4 separate regions of the Homo sapiens genome follow, and all the other regions are linked to region 1. A link is a contact called in ENCODE Hi-C or POLR2A ChIA-PET data. All regions are on one chromosome and are shown on one strand. Each heading gives the region's core, a stretch centred on a gene start or an enhancer-like site at or near the end of the contact. The rest is flanking DNA. Distances are from core to core; before and after follow the strand shown. Region 1 holds the start of ZNF765-ZNF761 (ZNF765-ZNF761 readthrough). Region 2 holds the start of ZNF616 (zinc finger protein 616). Region 3 holds the start of ZNF836 (zinc finger protein 836). Region 4 holds the start of ZNF766 (zinc finger protein 766).

Evidence for each region. A loop is a pair of places that touch in the nucleus more often than their neighbours do. ChIA-PET counts read pairs that join two places held with the same protein, here RNA polymerase II (POLR2A). Pooled maps may share reads with other maps.
Region 2: a map of naive thymus-derived CD4-positive, alpha-beta T cell shows a loop between it and region 1 (12-fold over the local background). The contact joins the promoter of ZNF616 here to the promoter of ZNF765-ZNF761 in region 1. A Hi-C loop is called at or near these places in 1 of 168 maps with a recorded cell type or tissue (naive thymus-derived CD4-positive, alpha-beta T cell), 1 of 37 single-sample maps with no recorded cell type and 7 of 50 pooled maps.
Region 3: a loop to region 1 is called in a map with no recorded cell type, with 10 times the contacts of the local background. The contact joins the promoter of ZNF836 here to the promoter of ZNF765-ZNF761 in region 1. A Hi-C loop is called at or near these places in 1 of 37 single-sample maps with no recorded cell type and 8 of 50 pooled maps. POLR2A ChIA-PET finds 5 or more read pairs at or near these places in 1 of 52 experiments (A549).
Region 4: a loop to region 1 is called in a map of PC-9, with 20 times the contacts of the local background. The contact joins the promoter of ZNF766 here to the promoter of ZNF765-ZNF761 in region 1. A Hi-C loop is called at or near these places in 1 of 168 maps with a recorded cell type or tissue (PC-9) and 8 of 50 pooled maps. POLR2A ChIA-PET finds 5 or more read pairs at or near these places in 1 of 52 experiments (A549).

The regions. Positions count from the first base shown.
Region 1 is chr19:53,393,004-53,398,352 of GRCh38, forward strand. ZNF765-ZNF761 (ZNF765-ZNF761 readthrough) reads left to right here and starts at 2,146. Exons shown (of 13, transcript NM_001350496.2): 1 at 2,146-2,190; 2 at 4,940-5,027. ZNF765 (zinc finger protein 765) reads left to right here and starts at 2,146. Exons shown (of 4, transcript NM_001040185.3): 1 at 2,146-2,190; 2 at 4,940-5,027. The coding sequence starts at 5,013. RefSeq lists a silencer at 2,016-2,215.
Region 2 is chr19:52,137,743-52,143,091 of GRCh38, forward strand. ZNF616 (zinc finger protein 616) reads right to left here and starts at 2,196. Exons shown (of 4, transcript NM_178523.5): 1 at 1,990-2,196. It also overlaps the pseudogene RPL37P23. RefSeq lists an enhancer at 1,792-2,031 and silencers at 2,152-2,431, 2,442-2,491.
Region 3 is chr19:52,169,314-52,174,662 of GRCh38, forward strand. ZNF836 (zinc finger protein 836) reads right to left here and starts at 2,308. Exons shown (of 5, transcript NM_001102657.3): 1 at 2,023-2,308; 2 at 335-468. RefSeq lists an enhancer at 1,707-1,846 and a silencer at 2,427-2,476.
Region 4 is chr19:52,266,711-52,272,059 of GRCh38, forward strand. It overlaps ZNF766 (zinc finger protein 766), which reads left to right and starts at 2,877. Exons shown (of 4, transcript NM_001010851.3): 1 at 2,877-2,921. The coding sequence starts at 2,904. It overlaps LOC124904763 (a long non-coding RNA gene), which reads right to left. Exons shown (of 4, transcript XR_007067331.1): 3 at 5,125-5,263; 4 at 2,534-3,531. RefSeq lists enhancers at 2,618-3,163, 3,086-3,380, 3,814-3,883 and a silencer at 2,674-2,903.

The DNA of each region.
Region 1 (5,349 bases), core at 896-3,395:
ATCGCTTGAACCCGGGAGGTGGAGGTTGCAGTGAGCAGGTGAGATCGTGTCACTGCACTCCAGCCTAGGCAACAGAGCGAGACTCTGTCTCAAACAAACAAACAAAAAATTAGACAGGCATGGTGGCGTGTGCCTGTAATCCCAGCTACTTGGGAGGCTGAGGCAGGAGAACTGCTTGAATCCAAGAGGTGGAGGTTGCAGTGAGCCGAGATCGCCCCACTGCACTCCAGCCTGGGCGAGTCTTGCCCTTATTTACAGGAAAAGAGTTCTCCTGTAAATAACTAGGAAGACTAAGCAGCCCCAGAGATAAGGCCTCCTGGGATCATTGTCCCTTTTTATGGAGTGATAACATAACCTTCCTTGAAGTGTATGACTCCGTCACCAATCAACTTGCTGCAACCTATGCACTGGTCTTGAATGGAAAATGTGTTGATTCTCCTAAAACTTCTCTGTCTTTCCCTGTGTGTGAAACCTTAACGTCTCTACTTGGGAACGTTGATCCCATTCATTAGGAGTTGATGTTTGCCGGTGGCTATCCTCATGCTTTGTGTTCAGATAAACTCTATACTTAATCATAAATTCTAAATGTTATTATTTACTGCTGACATCAGTTTCTGTCACATTGTAGGAGCCTCACCAGAGAGGGCACCTGTAGCCATGTTGTAAAACTCACACTTGTCAAAAAGACATGGGTTAGTGTTTCTCCCCCTCCCTCTGCATGAAGCTAATTAGCTGACACAGATGGTCACCTCCATTACCAACTAGAGCCAGGATGAACTATGTGTGACCAAGGGTGTTGTCAAGTCCTTTTCCCTGAGGACTGATTAGTGTTTATCTTGAAAACATGTACTTAATGGGTTGTATAGAACTGTGAAGTGTCTTTCTCTTTTTTCAACCTCTTAGCTCTTTGCCTCTATTTCCCATCACATTCTGGTCTAAGGCTTACTTATTAATAAAATGGTGTTTATTTCTTTCTCTATTATCGTCATGGAGATGTTTTGTCATTTGGGGGAAGATTTTTTTGTTTCGTTTTCAATTGTATTTTCTTAACAATTAGAAAGTGAAGTAAAAAGTATTTGGCCAGGCGCGGTGGCTCCCGCCTGTGATCCCAGCACTTTGAGGAGGCCCAGGCAGGTGGATCCCTTAAAGTCAAGAGTTTGAGACCACACTGGCCAACATGGTGAAACTCGTCTACAAAAATACAAAAATTAGCCGGGCATGGTGGCACGCGCCTGTAATTGCAGATACTCTGGAGGCTGAGGCAGGGGAATCGCTGAAACCCAGGAGGCAGAGGCTGCAGTGAGCCGAGATCCCATCACGGCACTCTAGCCTGGGCGACAGAGAAATACTCTGTCTCAAAACAAAAGAAATAAGTAAATAAATAAAGGAATAAATCTCTTCCAAAAATGTGCTGAGGCAACTAACTGGATATCCACATGGAAAAGAATACTGTTAGATCCCTATCTCACACAATCAAACTCTTATTTTAAAACGTTTAAAAAAAAAGGAAAAAAAAGAGAGAGTGACGAGGAAGGGAGCCCTGCGGGAGGGGGTGTTACATTGTCGCCCAGGCTGGCCTGGACCCCCAGGCTCAGCAATCCTCCCGCCGCTGCTTCCTGAGTAGCTGGGACCTCAGTCTCCCGCGCCCGCGCCCACATCCCTGCTGTGTTTATCCAGAAGGTGGTGACCTCACTCCTCGCTGGCCTGAGCATTCCGTCCCACATCCCAGGCGGTGGCCCTAGGGAAGTCTCTGCAGCTGAGCACAGGGTGGACTCTCCCTCCCAAGTGAATGGAGACTGGAAAGGGAGAGGATTTCTATTCTGTTTTGTGGGCTGTCAGCATGAAATCGTACGTTCCATCCAGGCAGGGCTTTGCATTTTACATTCCAGTTTGCATCCCCGTTCCAGACAATTCCAGGGCTTTTGAATCATGCCTCAGCCTTCCTGGCCGGTCTCGCCTCCAAAACCCGAAAACTGAGGCCCTGGGAGCCAGGCTGAGAGACTCACAGGTCCCGCCACAGCCCCGCCCTCTGTCGGTTCTAAAGGGTAAAGTCTCTCTGCCCCGCCCCTACCTCGCCCAAGCCCGCCCACCTCCTCGCGGGTCCCGCCCAGGCCTGGCTTCTTTCCTGCGCGCGCAGCTTCGCGCAGACCCGGAAGCGGACGGCGTGGAGTGACTATCCCACCGCCGCGGGTGAGTTTCGCTCTGTTTTGTATTAAGTCTGTGCTTCCCAGGTCCCTGGCGCTTCTGTACCTGGGGCGTGGGGTCTCCACTAACCTGGAAATTCTCAGCCGTCTTCCTTCACCCAGAGCAAGTTGAGACGACCCCGTGAGAGTCCGGGGGTCGCTTCCTTTTGGGTTTAAGGTCCCCCTGAGGCTGGTCCCGTCCCGGGTGTTTCTGCTATAGGGCAATGTATACACTTTCTATCACGTAGTTTTCCTGCTCTGAAACTTTTTCTGACTCCTCCCGTCCCGCGCTTTTTAAAGTCCTCACCCGAGAGGTGAATTCCCTCCCTGAGCGCCTCCCAGTCTCGCCCTCGTTGGCAGCTGGACGCAGCGCGGCGGCCCCAGCCCCAAGGAGGCCGCGTCCTCTGTCTGGTCCTGGGATCCTGCAGACCCCACCCTTGTCTTAAGGCGCCGTGGCGCCGCCGCCTCCCTCCTTTTGCGGGCCCTACTGCTCCCCAGGTTCGCCTCCACAGTCACTGCTTTCCCTGAGCCCGAGTTAGGGAGGTGCCCGGGGCCTGTCCTGTGACACGGGGTGTTCTTGCCTGCCCAGCTCCAGCCCCTGGAAAATGCGCTCCCCCGGGATGCAGGCGTTTTGCTCCAAACCCTCCTGTGTCTTATCCAAAGCCTCCGGTGCTTGTGTAGGCTAAAGGGATCAGGAGACAGACGTAGAGCAGTAGAAAACCTGAGACAGAAAAGAAGAATAAAAAAGACTCATAACAGATGGCAAAGTAGAGGATGGGTGAGGGATTTGCCAGACACAGCAAATGTGGGGGAAAAAAAAAAAAAGGAGGAGAAAAGCAACTGGAGAAATGTAGAGAAAAGGTAGATGTACAGAGAGATGAAGGACAGAGAGCAAGGTAGGGAGAGGGACAGCAAAGAGGGAGGCTCATCAGAGTGAGGGAGAGGAGGAGGGATTTGGAGCCAGGGCAGACAGAGCAGAGTGGTGCTGGTGGCAAGGAGAACAGAGGGAGAAGCACAGCAGGGAGGACACCTGGGGATCTGGGGTGCTAGAGAGTGGGGATGAGGGTATAACAGGGAAGAGAGAATGTAACAGGGAGAGCAGAGGAGGCGCAGAGATGGTGTTGCGGGAAACTAAGTACTAGAGAGACCGGTATGCGGGAGACAGAACGATGTTTATTTAAGGTACGCACCGGCTCAGTGGATTTACATCTAAAAAGCTGAGCATTTCAACAAAGACAGAGTGGGGTTTTTATAAGCAGGCTTACAGAAGCAAAATAAAAGCAGTTAATCATGTAATGATTGGTCACATAATCTATAGCATAGCATAACTTGTGGCCTTGCATAGCTGGTGGTCTTGTAGCTGCATTGAAAGAAAAACAAGAACAGCTAAATACAGACTTTTTTTTTCTTCACTCTTGTTCTAAAGTGGGGTTTTCTGGAGCTCATTCCTTTGGCTTCAGCTGCACAAAAAGCGTTATCTTATAACTGTCCTTGAAGTGAGCTTGCTAGGCAGAGGAAAACTTGTTCTTCTTTTCTTTTTAACCCTTGCCTTGCCTGTTAGTTTTTTGGAGTGAATGAATGCATATTGATTTTTTAAATTTCTGCCTCAGTTTTCTCCCTTTGCTGCTTTTTATAAATAAGGTTTTAATAGAAAGCACCACTATTACTGGATTCTTCATGAAAGAGCAGGTTTTCTTCTTTAGGCACAGGCTGATATTTATATGGAGCTATTAGCTGAGTGGTAGTCTGCCTAGTCACAATTGCTTCTATAGTTGATTGAACGTTCTTAACAAGGAGAGGTGAGGTAAGGGAGTATTAAACCAATTCTTAGTATTTCTAGAACCACTCCTGTTAAGGTTTTGAATCGACTGAAGGAGGAAAACCAGCCTCTAAAGAGGGACTCGGGAGTCTACTTTGTCTAAGTCTGGACTGGAACATGGGATAATTTTTTTATTCTTGCAGTTACTTCTATAACAGCCTTCCTATTGTCATTGATTTCTAGGCAGCAATTAGTTAGATTAAACTTTCTACATACTCCTCCTTCCTAGGCTAGGAGGTAGTCGAAAGCTAATCTATTTTGGTAGATGGCATTTCTCATTTTTGTGGCTTGCTGGGCCAGTAAGTCTAATGCATTTGCTGTTTCATTAGTGATGATTCCAAGTACTGCTTGCAACTTTATGATGCGGTTAAGCGTGTAAACTTAAGTGTGCCCGGCTCAATTTTTGAATTTTTAGTAGAGACAGGGTTTCACCATGTTGGCCAGGCTGGTCTCGAACTCCTGAGCTCAAGCGATCCTCACACCTCAGCCTCCTAAGTAACTGGGACCACAGACACACAGACGTGCACAACCATGCCTGGCTAAGTTTTTGTACTTTTGGTAGAGATGGGGTTTCACCACGTTGCCCAGGCTGGTCTCAAACCTGAGCTCAAGAGATCTACGCACCTCGGCCTCCCAGAGTGCTGGGATGACAGGCATGAGCCACCGCACCCAGCCTTTGCATGAGGTTTGGTCAGGCCTGGGTCTGTGCCCTAAAGGGGAGCTCATCCCACCCCAGCTCCCCACTGCTGCAGCGTGTGTGTGGGCTTCTCCGGGAGGGGAGTGGGAGTTTTCCTGTAGGAGTTTATTGTCCCTGGTGTGGTCGGCAGCATAGGGGACCGTATGTCCTCAGGATGAGGTCTCCTTTGTATGTGTTGTTGTGTTACAGGGAGGGGATATGTTGATTCTGAGCAATAAACAACATATTTCTAACATTCAGGATTGACTTCTAAAGACTCTTGGTATGTGAGGAAGAAACCTGGAAGAGGAAGAGGAAAGCAAAGGAGTCAGGGATGGCTCTTCCTCAGGTGAGATGATATTCTTGGTGGATTGTTCTGTCTCCTTCTTTTCAGAAATGCTGACCTTGGAGTTTGGAATCTTCTCTGAGTCTGAAGCATCTTGCCTGACAGGTTTGCTCGCACTCACCCATGCCTTCCTTCATTCCCTCTTATCTTGCTTAGATTCCATCTCCCATGATCCAGTGACATGAACTTGGGAAGAGGCTGCACTGGGCATGGTCCTGGGAAGGGCTCACACCCAGACATGGATGGAGATGGGGTGAGGGTCCCATGGTGTCAGTGCTGTTGGGCAGCAGGGATTGTTCAGGGGCTACATCTGGATGCTCTGTCA
Region 2 (5,349 bases), core at 946-3,445, 1.3 Mb before region 1:
AGTTTTTGAAAAATCTAATAAATTATGGGGTAAAAGTTAAAAAAAGGCAATATTGAGAAATTAATGACATCAGCTGATTACAGGATGACATCAAATCTTATTTCAGAAGTTAGTAATTATAGAAGAAACTGAATAAACTAAAATTTAAATCAAGCTTCCAAAATAACAATGAATTAACTGTAAAGCAACTACAAGGAAAAAAGTAAATCCATTAACAAAACAAAAAACCAACACTCTCAACTCTCCTTCAAAGACATACATTGTAGGCCTGTAGAGGTGGTTCACACATGTAATCCCAGCACCTTCAGGGGCTGAGGAGGATGGAGTGCAGCTGAGAGGCTGCAGTGAGCCGATATAATTTTACCGCACTCCAGCCTGGGCGACAGAGACCCTGTCTCAAAAAGAGAAAAAACAAACAAAAAACCAAAGATACATCTTGTAGTGACAGTCAGTCATTTCTTGCCTATTTCTCTCCTCCTCCATCCTCTACTCCCTCCCTGGAAAGAAGAGTTACAAAATGACTGAATCAAGTCACTGCCCTGTGGCTAAATAGGGATTCCAAATATCTTTTGATATAAACAAATACAAAATGCACAAGCCTTGTAGAAAAGAGTGGTAATTTTCATCCTCATGAGTACAATTTAAAGAAACAAATTTTAAATTAGAGTATAAAGTCACAAATCAATACATTAAAACCACCATCCATATCCAATCAACTCACAGCTCATCTGGGTGGGGTCCTCGCCCACTCTCTTCACTACTATGTGTTTCCCGCTCTCATTCTGCACGTCTTTTTTCCCTTTGCTGTTTTTCTCCCCTTTCTTTATTCCCTCTTTTATGTCTATTCTGCCCAATGCTTCGAAATTTATTTCACCTCTTGTTGCTCTTTCTCCCCAAACTTTCCCATTGTCCCCAGCCGCCACGTATTCCTGCCTCTTTTCCCCCATCTGAGCTCCCTGTCTGCTCTCCCTGTTAAAATCCCTCTTCCCTGTTAAATTCCCTTTTCCCTGTTACATCTCCTTTGTTCCCACTCTCTAGCACCCCCAACTTCCTAGGCTTCCTCCTTGCTGTGGTTCTCCCTCTACTCTCCTTTGTTACCCACTCCCCTCTCCTTCAGTCCCAGCACCACGTGGCTCTGTCAGCCGCGGCTCCGACTCTTACCTTTTCCGCCCCCCGCGTCTGACTGCAGTGCCTCCTCCTTTGCCGCCCCTCTCTATTTTGCTGCCCTTCAGCTCCCTGAAGCTCTCCCTTTTCCCTAATTTCTTTATGTGCTTTTCTCCCCGTGCTACTTTCTCCATGCGTCCTCTTGCACTCTTGCTCTCTTTGCCAGTACCTAAATTATCATCCATTTTGCCGTGTACTCATTCTTTTCTCCCCAGTTTTTCTTTCTGTCCCGTCGCTCCCCCTCTTTTCCTCTCCTGATCCCTCTCACCCACACATTCAGGAGGAAAGGGGAGGAATACGATGCCCACCTCCCGGAAGAGCACATTTTCCAGTGGAGTAAAAATTTGGGAAGGAACGACAGTGGGTGTCACAAGACAGACTCGGGTGACCTCCTGCAACGCGGAGTCAGGAAAAGCAGTGGCTGTGAAGGGGCAGCCTGGGGAGGGGAAGGACCCGGCGTGAGGAGGACACTAGGTGGCGCGCGGAGGACACTAGGTGGCGCGGGGGACGGTGTCTCAGGACAGGGAGGGTCTGCAGAATCCCAGGACCTGGGAGAAGAAGCGGCTCCTTCAGGAGCTGGGCAGCGGGCGCTCCCCTCCAGGCGTCGACAAGGGCGAAGCTCGGGGGTCTCGACTGGTGGGAATCCACCTCGCGAGGGAGGACTTGACTTCGCCCGGGGCCGAAGCAGGGGTCAATGAGAGTTTTAAGCAGGAACACGACCTGAATGGGGTTATCGACATGGTTATCTACATGGCAGAAAGGCAGGGGGCAAGGAACAGCCTGAGAGAGATTTTAAACCGACAGGGAAGCAATTCTCGGACTTACGTGGGGAGAAGTGCCTGTTGCAGGGGCGAAGGGGCTATGGGTATTTTAAGGTCCGTAGCGATCCCCAGATCACTGGTACGGAGAAGTGAGGACTGCAAAGTGCACGTTTAATCCAGGCAGACGGAGCGAAGTAATGTTTAATCCACGTAGACTGAAACACACACACAGCGATAAGGCCTTTCCCTGGCGCAATCTGCTTCCGGGAGTGACGGAAACTGCTAGCGGAGAGAAAAAACTGGGAGGCCAGGGGGCGGGGCCTGGGCGAGCCGCGACCAGCAAGGGGCGGGTCGGAAAGAGGGGCCTGACTCGGGGAGGGACCCTGAGAGGGTGGAGCCGGGCCGGAGCGGCAGTGGGCGTGGCTAGGTGGGGCGGGACGGAGCCGCGGCGGAGGATGGGGCGGGGTTTCATGGGGTAAGCGGGGCCGAAATAGAGCCTGTTATTTACTCTGGTTCACAGGCAGCATGTCTTTGGTTTTCTGACTACTTCTTGTCCTGTGAAGCAGCGTTGCTGCCTGCCTATTTTAAGTTAATGTTTCAAAATTTAAGGTTAAAGCTTAAAGTTGTGGTCCACTTATATTAGAAACTAAGATGATTTCTTAACAAGTTGAACTAAGTCAAAACCGATTTTTACAAGCTTGGTGGACTCCATCCACTCTTGCCGATGATGCTGAAGCTACTCAATAGTCAGGGAACTAGGATCTCGCTGGGGATTTGATGTGGAGCCGTGGCTGGATCCAGGAACCCGGAAGACATTATGCCAAGCGAAATATGCTAGACACAGAAAGACAAATACTGCCTGTGCTTTTACACGTGCAAAGTACAAACGTCAAATTTACAGTAACAGATTAGAAGGGTGGTTACCAGGGCTGGGGGATGTATCCTATGCCTTTATCACCATTATATTTTGGAAGCAGATAACTTCTCTGGCCTCACAGATTCACAGCTGGGCAGAAATTTTGCCTCAGGATGAATCACACCTTGATTCTCACCCATGTGTGGTTCAGATAATATTTAGGGGGTATTCTGCCCTAAGAGCTGATACAGGAATGGATTAAGACTTTTGAGAGTTGATACTGAAATGGATTAAGTCTTTTGAGATGGGCCAGCAGTTTTGGAGGCCCAGGTGGGCAGGTCACTTGAGCTCAAGAGTTCAAAACCAGCCTGGACAGCATCGTGAGACCCCCATCTCTACAAGAAATACAAAAAGTAGCCAGGCTTGGTAATGCACTCTTGTAGTCCCAGCTACTTGGGAAGCTGAGGTGTCAGAATTGCTTGAGGCCAGGGATTTGAGATCATCCTGGGCAACATAGCCAGACCTCTCTACAAAAAATTAAATTATCTGGACATGGTGGCCTGCACGTGTGGGCCCAGCAACTCGGAAGGGTAAGGAAGGAGGATCATTTGAGCCCAGGAGGTGAAGGCTGCAGTGAGCCATGAGAAGAGGAGATTTGGTTGGGTGCAGTGGCTAACGCCTATAATCCCCACACTTTGGGAGGCCAAGGTAGCAGGGAGCTAACTTGCATTCTTCTGTTAGCTGAGGCGTTTGATGATAAATGAAAGCAGAAAGTTTGTGACTTATTTACGTTCTTTCCACAGAAAGGCCATATGTCCTTGGCCATAAAGAAAAAGAGACCTACAGCTTATCTGCTTCCTCTATTTTTTTTTATATGTTCTGGACCATGAAGAAAGATTTATAGCTTATTTGCTTTATCTCTTTGCTTTCTCCTGGTCCTTTCAGGCTGACTCCTTTTCCCCAATTAGGGCTCCACAGACTCTACCCTCAAAGGGCATTTTTTTCTCACCCTCCTATAAAATCCCTCCCACAAATAAACCAGGATCCTATTTCCCAGCATGAAAAGTTTGTTGGAAAAAAAACTGAGGCTGCATGGGACCTTCTTTCTCTTCTTCAAAACTACTTCACCTCTTCTCTCTTTTGTCTCTCTCTTCCTAACTGCCCTGCACAATTCTAGGTCCCCAGTGAATCCTTGGGTTGACATGCAAGGGAAGAACCCATAGGGAAAGGAAATCTCTGGCTTTCAGAGATAACTTTTTGGATATCTGGATGCATTCATAACCATCCTTGTGTTACCAGAAAGGGGTCCTGATCCAGAACCTGAAACTTCCATTGCACAATTATAACTGAGAAAATTATTACAGTGAAAGAGATCTGACCTAATCAACTCCATCTTGCTTTTAACCTCCAAGCTGCTCTTGTTCATTCCTGGGCATAGGCTGAACTAACTTTGGAAGGAACTTAGTTTATAGTTTGAAACAAAGACATTAACAGCCCTTTCCCAAAACAAACCCCCTTCCTGCTTGGGGACTAGACTGCCTTTGTAAGACTAACAAATTAGGCACAAGGTGAGAGATGATGGTTTAGGAGTCATGTAGCTGGAGGCTACAAGATTCTCACCCTTCCCAGATTGTTCCTGGGGATAACATTACTATTATAAAACCTAAGATCAGTGCTTGAGATATTTTGCATTCCCTGCACTTGATGGATCACCTGACACCAACCCAGATCCATAAACTGGCTCATCTGGTCTTGTGACCCCACCCAGGAACTGACTCAGTGCAAAATGACAGCTTCAGATCTCTATGATTTCGTCTCCTACCCAACCAATCAGCACTCCCGACTCACTGACACCTACCTATCAAATTATCCTTAAAAACCCTGATCCCCGAGTTTTCAGGGAGACTCATGTGAGTAATAAAAAAATTTCAGGTTCCTGTACAGCCAGCTCCACATGAATTAAACTCTCTCTTGCAATTCCCCTGTCTTGATGAATCAGCTCTGTCTAGGCAGCAGGGAAGGAGAACCTGTTGGGCAGTTACAACCAAAAGGGAGGGTTCTTGGATCTCATGCAAGAAAGAATTAGGGGTGAGTTCACACTGTAAAGTGAAAGCAAGTTTACTAAGCAAGTAAAGGAACAAGGCAGGGTGCAGTGGCTCACGCCTGTAATCCCAGCACATTGAGAGAGGCTGAGGTGGGCAGATTGCTTGAACCCAGGAGTTCAAGAGCAACCTGGGCAACATTACAAAACTCTATCTCTACAAAAAATACAAAAATTAGCCAAGGGTAATGGTGTGCACCAGTAGTCCAAGCTAGTTGGAAGGCTGAGGTTGGAAATTGCTTGAGCCTGGGAGAATTTTTTTTTTTGAGGCAGTGTCTGGCTCCGGTCACCCAAGCAGTAGTGCAGTAATGCCATCTCGGCTCAGACTCTAATTCAACACGGAATGTTGAGCTTCTGAGCGTGATATAGCGGAAGTGCCTTCTCTTCCGGTCTCTCTGGTCTTGGCCGCAGAAGCCAGATGACGAAGGGAACGTCATTGTTTGGAAAGCGTCGCAATAAGACGCACA
Region 3 (5,349 bases), core at 1,058-3,557, 1.2 Mb before region 1:
TCACACCTGTAATCCCAGTACTTTAGGAGGCCGAGGCCGGCAGATCACCTGAGGTTGGGAGTTCAAGACCAGCCTGACCAACATGGAGAAACTCTGTCTCTACTAAAAATACAAAATCAGCCAGGCGTGGTGGCACATGCCTGTAATCCCAGGTACTCGTGAGGCTGAGGCAAGAGAATCACTTGAACCTGGGAGGCGGAGATTGCAGTGAGCCGAGATGGCACCATTGCACTCCAGCCTGGGCAACATGAGCGAAACTCCGTCCCAAAAAAAGAAAAAAGCAAATCCATTACCAAAAAAAAATAAGACTCTGAATACTCATACAAAGATATACCTCGTAGGCCTGGCGTGGTGGCTCCCGTCTGTAATCCCAGCACTCTGAGGCAGAAAGACTGCTTGAGCCCAGGAGGTTGAGGCTGCAGTGAGCGGAGATCATGGCACTGTACTCTAGTCTGACAGAGCAAGACCCTGTCTCAAAAAAGAAAAAAAAAAAAAAAAGACATACCTTGTAGTGACAGTGACAGTCATTTATCGCCCCATTTCTCAGTTACTCTATCCTCTACCCCATCCCAGGGAAGAAAAGAGTTACCACGAATGACTTAATTTAAATGCTCTCTGGCTAAACAGAAATTCCAAATATCTTTTGATACAAATAAATACAAAATGCACAAGCCTTACAGAAAAGAGTGGTAATTTTCATCCTCACGAGTACAATTTAAAGAAATGAATTTTAAATTAGAGTATAAAGTCACAAATTAGAATATTACAACCACCATCCATATCCAATCAACTCATCGCTCATCTGGATGGGGTCCTCTCCCACTTTCTTCACTATTGTGTGTGTCCCTCTCTCATTCTGCACCTTTCCTCCCCTTTTCTGTTTTTCTCCTCTTTATGTCTGTTCTGCCCGATGCTCTGCAACTTACTTCACCTCTCGTAGCTCTTTCTCCCCAATCTTTCTGATTGTCCCCAATCTCCACGTATTTCCGCCTCTTTTTCCCCATCTGAGCTCCCTCTCTGCTCTCCTTGTTAAAATTCCCTCTTACCTGTTACACCTCCTTTGTTCCCACTCTCTAGCACCCCCAACTCCCTAGGCTTCCTCCCTGCTGTGGTTCTCCCTCTACTCTGCTTGTCACCCACTGCCCTCTCTCCCTCTCTTTCAGTCCCAGCACCACGTAGCTCTGTCGGCTGCGGCTCCAACTCTTTCACCTTCTCCCCACTGTCTGTCTGCAGTGCCTCCTCCTTTGCCGCCCCACTCTATTTTGCTGCCTTTCATCTCTCTGAAGGTCCCCCTTTTTTTCTAAATTTCTCTGTGTGCTTTCCTCCCCCTGCTTCTTTCTCCATTCGTTCTCTTTCACTCTTGCTGTCTCTTTGCAAATCCCTAAATTATCATCCATTTTGCCGTGTATTTATGGGTCTCCCTCATTCTCTTCTATTCGGTCTTTCCTTTTGCTCCGTCGCTCCCCTTCTTTTCCTCTCCTGATCCCTCTCACCCACACATTCAGTAAGAAAGGGGAGGAATAGGATGCCCACCTCCCGGAAAAGCATATTTTCCAGTGGAGTAAAATTTGGGAAGGAAGAACACTGGGTGTCACAAGACTCAGGTGACCTCCCCCAAGGGGGGGATCGAGAAAAGCAGTGGCTGTGAAGGGGAAGCCTGGGGAGCGAAAGGACCCGGCGTGAGGAGGACACAAGGTGGCAGGGGGTACGGTGTCTCAGGACAGGGAGGGTCTGCAGAATCCCAGGACCTGGGAGGAGAAGCGACTCCTTCAGGAGCCGGACGGCGGGCGCTCCCCTCCAGGGGCTGACGACGGAGAAGCTCCGGGGTCGCAACGGGCGGGAATCCACCTCCCGAGTGAGGACTCGACTTGGCGCAGGGCCGAAGCAGAGGTCAGTAAGGGTTTTAAGCAGGAACACGACCTGAGTGGGGTTGTCTACATGGTCCTAAGGCAGAAAGGCAGGGAGCAAGGAACAGCCTCAGAGAGATTTTTAAACCGAAAGGGAAGCAATTATCAGACTTACTTGGGGCGAAGGGGCTGTTGCTGGTATTTTAAGGTCCGTAGCGATCCCCAGGAAACGGGTATGGACAAGGGAAGACTGCCAAGTGCACGTTCGATTCAGGCAGACGGGGCGAAGCAAATGTTTAGTCCAGGTAGACGGAAACTGACGCGCAGCGCTGTGATCTTTTCCCCGCGCGATCTGCTTCCGGGTGTGCAGGAAGCTACACGCCCTGAGAAAAAAGACTGAGAGACCTGGGGCGGGAGAGGGGCCTGGGCGGGGTGCGACCCGCAAGGGAAAGGGCAGAAAGACTGGCCAGATTTGGGAACCCTGAAAGGGTGGGGCAAGGCTGATGCGGTAGTGGGCGGGGCCAGGTGGGCTAAGCGGGACGGGCGGTGTGGGCGGGACCTGTTTGGTGGGCGGGGCCTGTTATTCGCTCTGCCTTCCACCCAGCAAGTCTTTGTTCTCCCGATTTAGGAGTATTTGTGACTATTTCTTGTCCTGTGAAGCAGCGTTGCTTCCTGCCTATTTTAAGTTAATGTTTTAGACTTTAAGGTCAAAGCTTAAAGTTGTGGTCCACTTCTGTTGGAAACTAAGATGTTTTCTTCTTGTCAAGTTGAACTGATTTAAGTCAAAATCGATTTTTGCGAGCCTGGTGGACTCCATCGGGTCTTGCCAGTGAGGCTGAAGCCAGTTAAGGCTGAAGTTACTCAGTAGTCAGGGAACTAGGATCTCCGTGAAGATCTGATGTGCAGCCGTGGCTGGATCCAGGAACCCTGAAGACATTATGCTAAGCGAAATGTGCTAGACACAGAAAGACAAATCCTGCATGTGCTTACTTACATGTGCAATCTACAAACATCAAAATTACAGTAACAGAGTAGAAGGGTGGTTTCCAGGGCTGACGGTCTATCCTGTGCCTGTCCCACCATTGTATTTTGGAAGCAAATAGCTTCTTTGGCTTCACAGTTTCACAGCTGGACAGAAATTTTGCCTCAGGATGAACCACACTTTGAGTCTCACCCATATGTGATTCAGATAATATTTGGGTAATATTTGGGCCTTAGAGTTTGATACTGAAATGGATTAAGACTTTTGAAATGGGCCAGGAGCAGTGGCTCTGGCCTGTAATCCCAGCTCTTTGGGAGGCCAAGGTGGAAGGATTGCTTGAGCTCAAGAATTCAAGACCAACCTGGGGCAACATAGTAAGACCCTTGTCTCTACAAAAAATACAAAAATTAGCCAGGCATGGTGGCTCACGCCTATAGTCACAGCTATTTGGGAGGCTGAGGTGGGAGGATCTCTTGAGCCCAGGGGATCAAGGCTGCAATGAGTTGTCTTTGCACCACTGAACTGCTGCCAGGGCAACAGAGTGAGACTCTGTCTCAAAAAATAATAATAATAAGACTTTTGAGATGTTAGGATGGGGGTGAAGGGATCTTGCATGTGAGAAGGACATGAATTTTGGGAGTCCAGAGTACAGAATGTTATGAGCTGAATCACGTCCCTAAAAAATCATTGTTGGCCAAGCGCGGTGGCTCATGCCTATAATCCCAGCACTTTGGGAGGCCGCGGCGGGCGGATCACAAGGTCATGAGATCGAGACCATCCTGGTTAACACGGTGAAACCCTGTCTCTACTAAAAATGCAAAAAATTAGCCGGGCGTGGTGGCGGGTGCGTGTGGTCCCAGCTGCTCCGGAGGCAGAGGCAGGAGAATGGCGTGAACCCAGGAGGCGGAGCTTGCAGTGAGCCGAGATCCAGCCACTGCACTCCAGCCTGGGCGGCAAAGCGAGACTCTGTCTCAAAAAATAAATAAATAAATAAAATAAAATAAATCATTGTCTTTAAGTTCTAACACCCAGTACCTCAGAATATGACTGTATTTTGAAATAGGGCATTTAGAGGCTATTAAGTTAAACTAAGCTTGTTAGAATGGGCTCTGATGCAATCTGACTGATGTTTTGATAAGAGGAAATTTGGCTGGAAGCAGTGCTTCATGCCTGTAATCCCAGCACTTTGGGAGGTCAAGGTGGATGGATCACTTGAGCTCAGAAGTTTGAGACCAGCCTGGCCAACATGGTGAAACCCCATCTCTACTGAAAATACAAAAATTAGCCAGGTGTGGTGGCGCATGCCTTTAGTGCCAGCTACTCGGGAGGCTGAGGCAGGAGAATTGCTTGAATCTGGGAGGCAGAGCTTGCAGTGAGCCGAGATCGCGCCACTGCACTCCAGCCTGGGTGACAGGGTGAGACTCTGTCTCTTAAAAAAAAAAAAAGAAAAATTAGCCGGGTGTGGTGTCACGCACCTGTAATCTCAGCTACTTGGGAGGCTGAGGCAGGAGAATCGCTTGAACCCGGGAGGCGGAGGTTGCAGTGAGCCAAGATCGTGCCACTGCCCTCCAACCTAGGCTCAAAAAAAACAGTGTGTGGCACCTCCCCATTCTCTGTCTTCCTCCTGTCTGGGCATGTGAAGTACTTGCCTCCCCTTCACCTTCTGCCATAATTGTAAGTTTTCTGAGGCCTCTCCAGAAGCCAAGCAGATGCCAGCATCATGCTTCCTGTACAGCCTGCAGAGCCATGAGCCAATTAAACCTCTTTTCTTTATAAATTACCCAATCTCAGGTATTTCTTTATAGCAATGTGAGAACAAACTAATACACTGGCACTACAGGCATGTGCCACCACACCTGACTAATTTTCAAATTTTTTGTAGAGATAGGGTTTCACGTTGTTGTCCATGCTGGTCTTGAACTCCTGGGCTCAAGTGAGCCTCCTGCCTTGGCCGCCCAAACTGTAAAGTAGATAAAATTTAAAAAATGTATATTTTTCCAAGGCCGGGGGCTGTGGCTCACACCTGTAATCCCAGCACTTTGGGAGACTGACGGGGGCTGATCACGAGGTCAGGAGATCGAGACCATCCTGGCTAACATGGTGAAACCCCGTCTCTACTAAAAATACAAAAAATTAGCCAGGCGTGGTGGCACGCACCTGTAGACCCAGCTACTTGGGAGGCTGAGGCAGGGGAATCGCTTGAACCTGGGAGGTGGAGGTTGCAGTGAGCCGAGATCGCGCCACTGCACTCCAGCCTGGGGACAGAGTGATACTCCGTCTTAAAAAAAAAAATTTCCTTCAGATGAGTAGGTAATTAAGTAAGAAAGAAATATAAATCTTAAAAAAGGGCTGGGCATGGTGGCTCACGCCTGTAATCCCAGCACTCTGGGAGGCTGAGGTGGGTAGATCACCTGAGGTCAGGAGTTCAAGACCAGACTGTCCAACATGGTGAAACCCAGTGTCTACCAAAAATACAAAAATCAGCCCGGCATGGTGGTGGGCGCCTGTAATCCCATCTAC
Region 4 (5,349 bases), core at 1,627-4,126, 1.1 Mb before region 1:
TCCATTTTGTAAAACTACCACCTGTTGTAAACATATAAGTTAGGGTTTTCCCCCCTGCTTCTGAATAAAGCTAATTGGCTAACATAGATGGTCTCCCCAATTACCATGTAAGGTCAGGATGAACAATGTATAAGCAATAGCGCAATCAAGTTTTTGAGGCTAATCAGTGCTTATCTCAAAAACCAGTCTATAATGGGTTGTATAGAAATTATTCTTTTTCCTATCTCCTAACGGATTGCCTCTATTGCGTATGATATTCCTGTTAAATGTTTATTCATCAATAAAATTGTTGGCCAGGTGCAGTGGCTCACACCTGTAATCCCACTTTGGGAGGCCGAGGTAGGAGGATCACTTGAGGTCAGGAGTTTGGGACCAGCCTGGTCAACATGGTGAAACCCTATCTCTGCTAAAAATACAAAAACTTAGCTGAGTGTGGTGGCACGCGCCTGTAATCCCAGCTACTCAGAAGGCTGAGGCAGGAGAATCACTTGAACCTGGGAGGCGGAGGTTGCAGTGAGCCGAGATTGTGCCACTGCACTCCAGCCTGGGTGACAGAGCGAGATCCTGTCAAAAAAAAACAAAAACCAAAAATGTCCATGCTGATCCCTTGAAAATTTTAGAAGCAACAAACTCCCCATATACATAATGGGTTTATAACTTTAAGCTATAATCAGCTTATCCTCTACTTTTTAGTTTCATGAAAAGCTCTGCAATCAACTCATTTCTTTGCTTCAGATCATAAAAGTCAATGCTAAAAGTTGTTTCGTGGCAACATAGCTATTTAGCAATATTGTGTAATATAGACATCTATCTTGTACAGATCCCAAAATCTATCCCAGATACTGCATCTTCAAAAAATAATGCTGACCTAGGCCACCATGGAGTGTGCCTGGAGTCCTAGCTACTTAAGTGGCTGAGGCAAGAGGATGTCTTGAGCCCAGGAGTACATATGCAGCCTGGAAAACACAGTTAGACCCTGTCTCTAAAAAATAATAATAATAATCGAAGTAAAATATGCTGATATGGGCCGGGTGCGGTGGCTCGCGCCTGTAATCCCAGTGCTTTGGGAGGCCAAGGTGGGCGGATCACGAAGTCGGGAGTTCGAGACCAGCCTGGCCAACATGGTGAAACCCCGTCTCTACTAAAAATACAAAAAATTAGCTGGGCATGGTGGCAGGCGCCTGTAATCTCAGCTACTCGGGAGGCTGAGGCAGGAGAATTGCTTGAACCCGGGAGGCAGAGGTTGCAGTGAGTGGAGGCCATGCCACAGCACACCAGCCTGGGCAACAGAGCGAGACTCCAACTGAAAAAAATAAAAATAAAAAATGCTGATATGTCATCTCGTATCCATCTTTGTGACATATCACTATATCCTCATTTTAACCTGCTAATATTTTAAATATGTTCATTTTCATATCTAAACATGATCATACTTCAAGATGGATGAAGGGATCCAAAAATAGGGATATAAGGCCGGGTGCGGTGGCTCACGCCTGTAATCCCAGCACTCTGCAGGCCAAGGTGGGCAGATGATCACCTGAGGTCAGGAGTTTGAGACCACCCTGGCCAACATGGCAAAACCCCATCTCTACTAAAAATCCAAAAATTAGCCAGGCGTGGTGGCACGCGCCTGTAATCCCAGCTACTCGAGAGCCTGAGGCAGGAGAATTGCTTGAACCCAGGAGGTGGAGGTTGCAGTGAGCTGAGATCGTGCCATTGCACTCCAGCTTGGATGACAGAGTTAGACTCTGTCTTAAGAAAAAAAAAGTTGGGGGGGTGAGATATCAGAGAAAAGCATACTTATTAGTACCTGTTAATTCAAAAATATTGCCATAAAATTATTGCCGGCAGACGTAAGGCTATTTAAAATTTGATAATCTAGTTTTACTTCTATCAGGGTTCTATAAAAGAATAATCGGCCTACCAAATACACTTAGAATTACTGCAGAGTTATTCTTTAGATCAATAAATACAATTGTCTTCTGAAGACTATTTTAAGGGCTTTGTTATCTACAGGGGCCAGTACATTGAAGAAGAGAAAACAAACAAGATTTAAGAGATTATAATTTTTAAAATAAAAAGTATGTTTACTTATTACTTTCAGAATGCACCTAAAGTGAATCTGAAATTACAGTATTTTTAGAAAATATTGACCTAAGCCTCAGCCTCCCAAGTAGCTGGGATTATAGGCGTGTGCCATCACGCCCGGCTAATTTTTGTATTTTTAGTAGAGACGGGGTTTCTCCATTTTGGTCAGGCTGGTGTCGAACTCCTGACCTCCAGTGATACGACCGCCTCGGCCTCCCAAAGTGCTGGGATTACAGGCGTGAGCAACCGTGCCCGGCCTCTATTGCTTTTTTAAAAGCAATAGCTGGTGACCTGACTTCTCACCGGCCTTAGCACTCCACGCCCCAGATGTGGCCCAGGAAACTCTTTGGAACTCTCTACTCCAGAGTGAATGGGGAATAGAAATGGAGAGGATTTCTATGCTATTCTGTGGGGCGTCAGCGTGAAATTACACATTCTGCACAGGTTGAGTTTGCATATTGTATTTTAGTTTGCATTCCTTTCACAGACAATTTAAGGGATTTTCAATTAAATTTCTAAATTTTAATTGAATTCCTTAATTTTAATTGTGGGAACTTTCCTGGATCCAAACAACAGACGTTGACCCTCCTAGTGAGATCCCAGGTCACAAACCGTGGAGCGGCTCCAGCCTGACTGGCAAGTGTGGCTTGCAAAACGCGGAAAACCGAGACACGCCCAGAGATAGGAGGAGGGAAGTGCAGGCCCCGTCCAATAAGTATTCAGGCCCCGCCCGCCACGTCGCTGGCCACGCCCCGGCCCGGCCTCTCCGTTCGCGCGCAGCCGCCTGCAGACCCGGAAGTGGATGGCGTGGAGATATGGCGCAACTGCGGCGCGTGAGTTTTCCTTTGTTTAGATTAAGTGTTCGCTTAGCGGTGCCCTCACGCTTCTGTACCCGGGATGTGGGGGGCGGTACAGACCTTGAAATCCCCGCACCGCTCTCTCCACCCCGAGTAAATTCATGCGTCCCGTCAGAGTGTTAAAATCGCCCTAGGGCTGGTTCTGTCTCCGGTCGTTCTGCCGTAGGGCTGCGTAGGCAGCTGCTTTCGCGCCGTTTTCCTGCTTAAAACCCTTCAGTGACCCCTCCGCCAGCCCCGCGCCACGTAAAGTCCCCGCCTGCGAGGCGGATCCACGCCCTCCGGGTCCCAAGCCTCGTCCTTGTCGGCCCCTGGGGCGCAGCGCCGCAGCCGCCATTCGGGAGGGGCCGCGTCCTCTGCCTGGTCTGGGGATTCTGCAGACCCCACCCCTGATCTGCCTGCCGCCGTAGTCCTCCTTGGGCCGTTCCCTTCTGTCCCCAGGCCTTTTCGCAGTCACGGCTTCTCCGGATCCTGTGTTGGGGGAGGTGGCCGGGACCTATCTCAGGGCACCCAGTGTTCTTCCGTCCCAAATTCCTCCCATTGGAAACTGTGCTCTTGAGGAGGTGGGTATTTTATTCCAGTCCCCTCCCTGTGAATGTGAAGTGAAAGAGAGATGGAGAGCGAGGTAGAGGAAACAGAAAAATTTAGAGAGAAAATAATGAGGAAGATCCATAACAAGACGGCAACGCAGAGGGAGGGTGAGAGATTTGCAAAGTGAAAGAAGCACCCCAGGAAGTAGCAGGGAGAGAAAAGCAACTCGAGAAATGTAGAGAAAAGTTCTATTTCTAGACAGATGAAGGACAGCAAGGTAGGGAGAGGGGCAGCAAAGCGGGAGGCTCCTCAGACAAAGTTGGGGAGAGGAGGAGGGATTTGGAGCCAGGGCAGACCGAGCAGCGTGGTGCTGGCACAGCAAGAGGGGGCAGCCGGTGACAAGGAGGGCAAAGGGAGAACCACCCCAGAGATCTGGGGTTGCCAGACAGTAGGGACAAGGGGGCGTGACAGAGAAGAGGGAATTTAACAGGAGGAGCACAGATGGGAGAAGAAAGAGGCAGAAATATATGGAGATTGGAGACAATCAAAAGATTGGAGAGAAAGAGCAACAAGAGGAAAAAAATTGCAAGATGGAGCAGATGAAGTGGAAAAGAAGGAATAGAGGGAAGAAGGGGAGAAACTGCGGGAGAGGAGAGGGGCTCAAAATCTCGGCTCACTGCAACCTTAGCCTCCTGAGTTCAAGCGATTCTCCTGCCTCAGCCACCCGAGTAGCTGGGACTACAGGCGCCCGCCAGCTCGCCTGGCCAATTTTGTATTTTTAGTAGAGACAGGGTTTCACCGTGTTGGCCTGACGGGTCGTGAACTCCTGAGACCTCAGGTGATCTGCCCACCTCGGCCTCCCATAGTGCTGGGATAACAGGCTTGAGCCACCTTGCCCGGCCTCCTCACATTTTATTAATTTGCTGGAATGGTTCCCAGAACTCAGAGAAAATTTTACTTAGGTTTACTATCAGTTATAAAGGTTATTACAAAGGATACAGGTGGAAGAGCCATCCTAGCAAATCAAAATAGAGGAGTGTGTTTTGGAAACCGTTAATTTTATCCATATCTGAGGTGAGGGGCAGTCTTGTGGGACTGAGTCCTTAACTGGGATCTGATTCTATCTCCAGGTAGATACTATCAAAATTGAGTTAAATTGTGGGTCATCCAGCTGGGAGTGTGCCAGAGAACTGGTCAGTATGCGGAAAAACACGTGCACATTTCCATCTCAACCAGTAAAGGGAAGAGATCTCCAACCGGCCCACCCACCTGTCTCAGGGCCTGTGATCTCTACTCAGTAGTAACTGGGAATGGTCTGTCCCTCCCCCTGGCTGTTGCTGACCCTGCGATTGTGCACCAGGTGCCAGCCCTACTCACAGTCTCAGGACAGTGTGACATCCTTCCTCTGGCATCACCAATATTTACTTCAAGGGATTACTTTGGTTAGTGCACCCACATGGAGGTATTGTCCATGAAAACACACACAGACACACTGGCTGGGTGCGATGGCTCACGCCTGTAATCCCAGCACTTTGGGAGGCCAAGGCGGGTGGATCACTTATGGCCAGGAGTTCCAGACCAGCCTGGCCAGCACGGTGAAACCCCATGTCTACTAAAAATACAAAAATTAGCTGGGTGTGGTGACACGTACCTGTATTCCCAGTTACTCCGGAGGCTGAGGCAGGAGAGTCACTTGAACCCAGGAGGTGGAGGTTGCAGTGAGCCGAGATGGAGGTTGTAGTGAGCTGAGATCATGCCACCGCACTCCAGCCTGGGTGACAAGAGTGAGACTGTCTCAAAAAAAAAAAAAAAAAAAAAGCACAGATGAAGCCTTCATTTTCTTGCCACTCCTCCATGATTAAAATAAAAAATATTC